2 separate regions of the Homo sapiens genome follow, and region 2 is linked to region 1. Evidence: chromatin contacts called from ENCODE Hi-C or POLR2A ChIA-PET data. All regions are on one chromosome and are shown on one strand. The core of a region is the stretch at or near the end of the contact, and the rest is flanking DNA. Distances in the headings are between cores, read along the strand shown. Region 1 holds the start of KLC1 (kinesin light chain 1). Region 2 holds the start of TRMT61A (tRNA methyltransferase 61A).

The links. Hi-C counts contacts between places; a loop is a spot of excess contacts on that map. ChIA-PET counts read pairs that join two places held with the same protein, here RNA polymerase II (POLR2A). Pooled maps may share reads with other maps.
Region 2: a map of CD8-positive, alpha-beta T cell shows a loop between it and region 1 (12-fold over the local background). The contact joins the promoter of TRMT61A here to the promoter of KLC1 in region 1. A Hi-C loop is called at or near these places in 4 of 168 maps with a recorded cell type or tissue (CD4-positive, alpha-beta T cell, CD8-positive, alpha-beta T cell, ascending aorta and 1 more), 8 of 37 single-sample maps with no recorded cell type and 19 of 50 pooled maps. POLR2A ChIA-PET finds 5 or more read pairs at or near these places in 9 of 52 experiments (A549, B cell, CD4-positive, alpha-beta memory T cell and 5 more).

What each region holds. Positions count from the first base shown.
Region 1 is chr14:103,627,549-103,631,770 of GRCh38, reverse strand. KLC1 (kinesin light chain 1) reads right to left here and starts at 2,560. Exons shown (of 17, transcript NM_001394837.1): 1 at 2,277-2,560. It overlaps LOC105370688 (a long non-coding RNA gene), which reads left to right and starts at 2,628. Exons shown (of 3, transcript XR_944248.2): 1 at 2,628-2,739; 2 at 3,846-4,032. RefSeq lists silencers at 1,813-1,992, 2,033-2,082, 2,173-2,292, 2,343-2,702, 2,793-2,992 and an enhancer at 3,433-3,522.
Region 2 is chr14:103,526,752-103,530,728 of GRCh38, reverse strand. TRMT61A (tRNA methyltransferase 61A) reads right to left here and starts at 1,533. Exons shown (of 4, transcript NM_152307.3): 1 at 1,468-1,533; 2 at 420-779. The coding sequence starts at 750. RefSeq lists silencers at 1,377-1,546, 1,557-1,606.

The sequences.
Region 1 (4,222 bases), core at 1,311-3,810:
AAAAAATCAGCCTGGTGTGGTAGTGGGCACCTGTAATCCCAGCTACTAGGGAGGCTGAGGCAGGAGAATCACTGGAACCTGGGAGGCGGAGGTTGCAGTGAGCGGGGATCACACCACTGCACTCTAGCCTGAGCCACACAGTGAGACTCATCTCTAAATAAATAAAAATAAAATACTGGTTTCTAACATTCCACTTATCTACAAAGAATGTTTTCAGGTGATACTAATCATACATTTCACTCAACTTTTGATTTTTCTATCCTAGGTTTCTTTTTATACAAGTATGTTTTAAGATAATTTATGGCCCTATACAGAAAGTTACACATTGACTTTTTTCCAACATTGAGAAACATGCCTAAGAATGTATAAATTTTAAAAATGTATAAATTTGGGCCAGGTGCGGTGGCTCACGCCTGTAATCCCAGCACTTTGGGAGGCCGAGGTGGGCGGATCACGAGGTCAGGAGATCAAGACCAACCTGGCTAACATGTTGAAACCCCATCTCTACTAAAAATACAAAAAATTAACCGGGCGTGGTGGCGGGCGCCTGTGGTCCCAGCTACTCAGTAGGTTGAGGCAGGAGAATGGCGTGAACCCGGGAGGCGGAGCTTGCAGTGAGCCGAGATCGCGCCACTACACTCCAGCCCGGGCGACAGAGCGAGACTCCATCTCAAAAAAAAAAAAAATGTGTAAGTTTAAACGACTGCAGTTATTTGCTATGAAATACTGAAGATACTGTGTGCCTCTCCCCAGTGTCATTCCCTCCCCCCTTGCTGGAGATAAACGCTGTCCAGAGTCCTGTGCATGTCTGGATGCTTTTCTCTAAGACAATGCCAAGGCTGCAGTAGGGTTAGAGGTTACCACCTGGGTCCTCCACAGCACTCAGTGCCAGACAGGGCTGCCAGGCTCAACTGCAACATGATGCTGCATTCTTTGATGACTTGGAGAGACACTGGCTCTTTAGAGTGCCTACCCTCCCACACAGAATTCCATACAAGTTGAAATATACTTCATACTTAGTATCATTGTATTCCTACAAATATTTAGGAAACAGAGCAATAGGTCAAATTTCTCACCATAACAGGCTTGCTGACAATCCCTGAAAGAAGCAAGGCCATGTCTGTAATATAACTTCAGGAGGTTCTTCCAGTTTTCTAAAGTGTCTTTCACTAAACTAGTGCAATGTATTCCGAGCTGATTCTGATCAATGGCTTAGTCATGCCGTACCAAAAAAAAAGGCCTTGGGATTTAACTAATGCAAAGAATCAAAGCTCTAACTGCCCTTTTACAGAACACCTGAAATAGTATATCTCAAATTTTTTGTTCTCACATTTTTAAAAAACATCATTTTTGTAAGTATTCCTTTTCAAACGCTTAATATGTAAATTCTTAATTCATTTAAATAATAAAACAGTAACAGGCAGCAACAATTCTAATACAAATATACCTAGAAATGACCTACAAATGTTAAGTTATAAAACCATCCACTCCATCACGCATTAATTTCACTACTTTTACGCTTTATTTTAATTTTCTTAAGGAAAAGGGTACACCCAATTTTACATGGAAAAAGCATTCCAGGACGGAGGCTGCTTCAAGTTTAGTTGGAGCAACGCCAGCCTAGGTGAACAGGGTCGCCTGAAACGTTTCGCATCTGGTTACTGAAAATAAGGGGTCGCCAAGGAGGCAAAGCGGAGCCAGCTCTCGGGAGGGACCCGGCCCCCCGCCGCCCGCGAGAATGACAGGCGCGTCCGCTCAGGGCGGTGCCGGGAGAGGCGGGGGTGGAAGGAAGAGGAGGAATCGGACAAAGCCAGCCCCGCCGGGCCTCCGGCCTCCCCGCCCGCCGCGATCCCGGGGTCAGCCACCTCCCCTGTCGCGGGTTCCCGGGGTCCACAGCTGTCCCCGGGAACGGCCGCCGCCGCCCGCAGCAGGGCCAAGCCGGGGATGCGGGGCCAGGGCGGGGCCCTGGGCAGGGCCGGGGACCGGAACCTGCAGTGGGACGCGGATGGGGAGGACGCGCGGCGCCGGGAGCCGGGGCTGGCAAAAGGGCCGGGGACAAGAACCCGACCTGAACCTGGAAGGGGTCGCGGACCGGCCGGGGCGGTGAACTGGGGCGGGTACCGGGGTGGGAACGGAGAGGGGCCGGGACCCAAACCGGGAAGGAGGCCTGGATGGGGACAGAGTTACGGCCGGGGCGGGTCCGAAGAGGAGCGGGACAGGGACGGGGCGGAGGATGAGGAGGGGGCCGCGGTCCGGGGCGCACGCCGGGGACTCACCGCCTTGCTCCTGAGGGCCGCGCTCTCTCGCGCTGTCAGCACCTGGAGCGCCGCCGGGCGCGCGCGCGGAGCAGCGACTGTGCGCCGAGCCCGCCTCGGCTGTGTGAGGCACGGCGCAGCAGTCACCAGCTAGGGGCGCCGGAGCTACCGCCCCGCAGCATCCTCGGCCACCCACGCGCTGTCCCCTTGGCCGCCGAGCACAGCCCCGCGGCTCCTCGCACCAGCAGCCCAGCCGACCCAGCCAGTCCCGCTCGGCCGCCTGCGCCGCTCCCGCCGCCGAAAATGGCGTCTCAGTGTTGCTCCCCCCGGCGCCCCGCCTCGCCCCGCCCCACAATGCCGCGCGCCGGCATGACGTCATCGCCCCTCGCCCCGCCCGGGGCTGGGGAAACTGAGGCTGGGTGGCTCCCCGCAAGCGCTCGGCGAGCTGGGGACTGGAGGGGCGAGAAAGTTGTTTGGGTATCAGGTGGGCGGTCACAGGGAGGAGGGTGACGGTGCAGGACCCAGCGGGCCTCCCGGTTGTAACGCGGACGGGGGTGGGGCGCTCGGGGCAGGGCGCGGCTCGCGGGGTGGGCGGCCAGGCCCTGGCCTCTCCGACTCCGCAGCCGCGATGACCGAGCGCTTCGGCAGCTTCCCTTCCAGCCGGACTGTGGGCCCTACCAGAATGCGGCCGGGGACGGTGCAGGCCCGGCCGCAGCCGCCACCACTGGGCTCCCGCCCCACCCCACTCCCAGGCCCGCGAGCTTCATGCGCTCGTTTCGGTCCCCCCAAAACCCAGCTAGGAGGCCTTCGGGAGGCCCCGGAATCAGATGATCCCGGCCAGGCCTTTCTCCCTCCTCCAGGAAAACCGACAGCCTTTGGTCGAGACCCTGACCTCTAACCCTGCGCCCTCCCCTTCTCATTATTCCCTCTCCTCGGGGCTTTTGGACCCTCGTATCTGTACGAGGAAACTTTCCAGGCGCTCCCCCTCGACACAAACTGCGCCTCAGACGGGCAAAGGGGAAGGGCCGGGGTGTAGACTGTGAGGGTGGGAGACAACCCCCCTCTGTCCCCACGCAGCCACCGGCGCATCTCCCTGGCTGCAGGGCCTCGACCTCCAGCCCGGCCTGAAGGGCAGCGGAGCGCGCCTGGGTCAAGTCCTGCGGCTTCGCCGGCTCCGCAGGCCTGACTCAGCAGCCAGCCGGGAGGGCATGCTGATTCAATGGGCGAGGCTCCGCTCGCTGCTGCCAGCGGCTTGGGAAAAACCCTCCCAGTGCCTGCAGACGTCCCAAGTGCGGGGCCCGGAGGCATCATTTAACCTGGAGGGGTTCCTGGGCCAGTCCCCCAGCCCCATCTTGTGAACTGCTGTTCCTTTCCGATGTTATCACCCAGCACCAGCAGCCCTTTGTGAACCCTGCAGTTAGGCCCCGCAGTCACCAGAGAAGCAAGTGCTCCTCGGTTTTTCCAGGGAGGTCTGGTTACTTTTATCTCATTTATAAAGACAAAGGGGGAGCTCCTAGGTAACACGGTAGGGTTGGCCCGGGGAGAGGCACTGAGTCAGGGTCAAACAAACTTTCTCCATACCACTTTCAGGTTAGTGATTTCAGCCAGACTGCAGCTTGGATGTCACTAAGTTCAGCCACTGGGCTGGGCACCGCCAAGCATCGACTGCTCATTCTTTCTGTGCCGCTGCGCCCAGTAACTGTCCCCTCTGCTCACCCACAACCCTAGCCAGAAACCTGGGATGCCTGCACCGCTCCCTTACGCCCTACTACAACAGGTGGAAAAGATTCTACTTCCTCAATATTTCTTTGAGTTAGGGTATCTTTGTCACCCTGACTGGAGGGCAGTGGCAATCAGCTCACCGTAACCTCGAACTCCTGGGCTCAAGAGATCCTCTTGCCTCAGCCTCCCAAGTAGCTAGGGACTACAGGTGTGCACCACCACTCCCAGCTAATGTTTTTTAAATT
Region 2 (3,977 bases), core at 284-2,783, 100 kb after region 1:
GGGGAAGGCTCCCCACCTACAGTGAGCTCCTCGGGGTAGCCCTGGCCTCTTTCCAGAAGGGGCAACTCTCTCTGCTTCACCATCAGCACGGAGGACTAGAGGTTGACGGTCAGTACCTAGGACAGCGCCAAGCATCAAGCTGGCCACGCCCCACCAAGGCAAGCAGGACCCTCACTAGAGCACCAGTCCTCCCCAGCTCCTCCTGGTCCATTTCCCACCACCTCTCACTCCAGTTACAGCACCAGCCTCCTAACGGGCTTCTCTGCCTCCACCTTCACTCCCTGCTGTCAGCATCCCGGAAAGATGTGAAAATAGAAACTGAGGAGCCACATGTGTCTGTAGGAAGGGCAGGCTGGAGGCTCTGACCTCCACCTTTGTGTCAATTTCTGCGTTAAACTGAGGCAGCCTGAGGAACTCACCAGACTCACAGACCACAGAGCCGGGCCGAAGCTCCAACATCATGGTGATGAGGGCGATGTCTGTGGAGTAGAGGATCTGCGTGCGGTGCGGCAGGTTCAGCGTCCAGAGCTCGGGCGTGGGGTGCAGCACATACACCCAGCCACCTCGGCCGCACGTCACCTTGGAGCCGAAGGGGCGGCCGATAAGGTCAACTGAGTGCCGCAGGACACCATGCCGGGTCTGGGTCTGTGCCCCACGCTGCACACGCACCGCCACCATTGCACCATGGCCCAGTGACAGGATGGCCGTGTCACCCTCCTTGATCAGCTCCTCGTATGCCACGAAGCTCATGGTGCTAATGTCTGGCAAGGGCCAAGGACCTGGGGAGGGGTGTGTGTAGGCATGAGCAAGTCAGGAGGCAGGATGAGGGCCTAGGGTCTAGGTAGAAGGCTTCGAGGCCTACATCCCAGCAGTGGGCATGGGCGGGGTGTGGCTAGCTCAGCCTCAGTCTCTGCCACTGCCTGACAGGGAGCCCAATAGCGCTGCACTCTGGCCTGGCCTCTGAAGCCTTTCTTGGTCTAGGACAAGAGACAGGGACTATGAGCCTAAATCAGAGATGAAAAGACTGAGGCTTGGCAATGGCGGAGTTCGGTCCCAAGGATTCCCGGAGTGAGGACCCGACCCTCCCATCACCCTTCTCCAGGAGCTTGACTCCCATTCCCAAGATGTGAGATGAGGAAGCGCCTTTGCGAGGTGTCCACCGGCGGGGGAGAGGCAAATGGTCAATGAGGTCACCTCCAAGCCAGGCTTGATTCCTCACCCCAGTCTCCCCCACGGGGGCTAGGTGGCAGGGTATGACAGAGGATTCAGGGCTCCCCAGTAAGGGGCTGGGGACGCGGAGCTGGCCGTCCACGCAAACACCGCCCAGCCGATGCAGAGGCAACAAGGGGCCAGGCCGGGCCGGCGGGGGCCGCCCATGCGAGGCTGGAGGGACAGGCCCTGCGCGCCGTGCCCGGCCCGGGTCACCCTCACCCGCGCCCTGCCACCCTGTACCCCGCGGAGTCTCACCTGCGACGCTCCTGCTGCCGGGGCTCCACACGTGCCTCCGCGACGCGCGGCGGCGGCGGCCACAACACTTCCGGCTCCGCGCCCGCTGATGACGTCGCGCCCCGCCTCCGCCTCCCCCTCCCCCCCTCCGCGCACGGGATCCTGGGAGCGCCAGGCTGCCCTTCCCGCCCCTCCCAGAGGACGTTTCCTGGGCGACTTCTTCCCTCATGTGAGCTGCTCTGTTTACATTTGCTGGTCGCTGGAAGATCGAAAGACTGGACAAAATCCATATGGCGGCCGGCCGGCGCGGTGGCTCTCGCCTGTGATCCCGCGCTTTGGGAGGCCGAGGCGGGAGGTTCTTCTGAGCTGAAGAGTTCGAGACCAGCCCGGGAAACGTAGTGAGACCCCCACCATCTCTACAAATAATAACAAACAAACAAAAGGTCCCCCCGCCCCGCCGGCCGCGGGTTGCCGTCGCACCCAGGCACATTTGAAGGGCGGCAGGAGCCAAGGCCTGGCTGTCACTGCTGTCCCGGACCCCTTTGACGGCCCCTGGGGGTTCACCAGAGGGCTGGCCCGTGGCTCACTGCCCAGTCCTCTATGAGGACACTTCGCCATAGACATTTTGTTATTGCAGACTGCTCTGGGAACACCCCTGACTGGGCCCTAAAATGAATTCCAGAAAAGGAATCGCAGGTCAAGGGGCGGTTCTAAAAGGCTTGGGCTAGGGTCAGCCAGAGCTCTGTGCAGCAGATGGGGGCCTGGAAAAGTCTGCAGAAGTGGCCTTCCGCCCAGGCCCTGCCTCCCCCGACGGGGGCACGTTGTCCTGAGTGCAGAGCTGCTTCTAGGAGGGAGTAGGGGTCCTGTGTCCCCTCCTGCGAACCAAGGCATAATGAGAACTGGATGACTTGGGCCCACTTTTGGGTCTGGTGAGCAGCCTGGGCAGGAGACTGGAGGAGGTGCTGCTGGAGGATGGGCAGAACAGGGAAGCGGGAGTGGCGTTCTGTCTCAGCAACACCATTCCCAGCTGGCTCCTCTGTGGAGTGTGTGTGCAGGGGAGCGGGGGCAGGGGACACGGATTTTCTTCCTCCAGCTCTTAGCTCTCAGGACCAGAGCTTGGAGAGGAACAGAGACCCCCCTACCCAGCCTAGGGTTTAGCCTGCGCCCGAACCCAAGCCAGTTAGCAATGACCCTAGGGCACCCTCCCCAGTCACTCAGCCACTCCAGCCTGGTAAGATGAGGTGGCCAGGCTCCTGCAGAGCGAGCTCCCCTCTGGAGCCCTGGCAGCCTGTAGAGCACTCTCAACTCTCTCGCCTCTGGGGCAGGCCAGGCCAGGCTGTTTGTGGCCCTTGCATTGGCTTCTCAGGGTCCATCATGGAAACCTAGGGGTCCAACCTCAGCCCCTCTGTGTCCCTGCCCTAGCTGCGGCTGAGAGCCCCCAGGAGTAAGCTGGTGAGAGGCCTTCCATGGCCTCCCACTCTCTGTGGGCTCCTGTCCCTGTGGGGCCACCACGCTGGCCACCAGCTGCCTCTACTTCTGCCTTACAGCCTCCCTGCCTTCTGCTCTCAACGTTGAAACAGCCCCCTCCACAGCTCCCGAACCTGTGTTCCAGCGGATGCTTCTCTCCCTTGATGATGCACCCGCCTGAGTCACCCCCTAATTTCTCCCCTGGGGGATTCTGACTTTCCACTTCTCTTGGGTTTCTCTTCCCCAGCCTCTCAGCTGTGGTTGGTGTGGAGTCAGGGCCGGGTGCCTATAAGGGCCTAAGGTAGGACTTGGTGACTCGGCGGTGGTTTCCCTTGGTTCCGACTTCCCTCTTGCCTCTCTGTCTATTACTGGCTGGTCAACTCCTCCAGTGCCCCTTCCTCCAGGCAGCCTCCTCAGCCCTGCCCACCTGCTCCATCTGAGCCTGCCCCAGTCCCCAGCCTGAGTCCTCAAGCAGAACCAATCCCCCCTACCTCAGCTGATGATTCCCTGTGCAGAGTTTGTATTGGGGCTCCCCTAACAAGAGCTGATGCTGTATATGCCCAGCTGTGCCATCTCATTGACTTCTCCCCAGGATCCTAGGAGGGAGGGAACACTTTACAGATGGGGAAACTGAAACTCAGAGATGTTAAATAACTTGCCTGAAGTCACAGCCAGTGAGGTCAAAGTGGGATTAGGATTTAAAGCCAATAAACCCCCAAAGCTCAGCACTGAGGAGGCTGAAGAGGGAGGACTGCTTGAGGCCAGGAGTTGGAGTTCTGCCTGGACAACATAGCAAGACCCTATCTCTTAATTAAGAATTAAAGCCAGTAAACCGGCTTCAGAGAACCAATGGCTGATTTGAAGAAAGGTGGGAACAGGCAGGAAGGATGCCCACTGGGGAGGCTGCTGTGCCCAAATCCCTGGCAGGGACCACGTGACTGCAGTCCCTCCCCTCTAAGCAGCACAGCCTCCTACCCCACTGTGCTCTGTGATCCCCAGTCAGCCCCTGTCCCTCTCCTGACCTCAGCCCGCTTCCTCTTCGGGCTCTGCAGAACTCAGGGGCA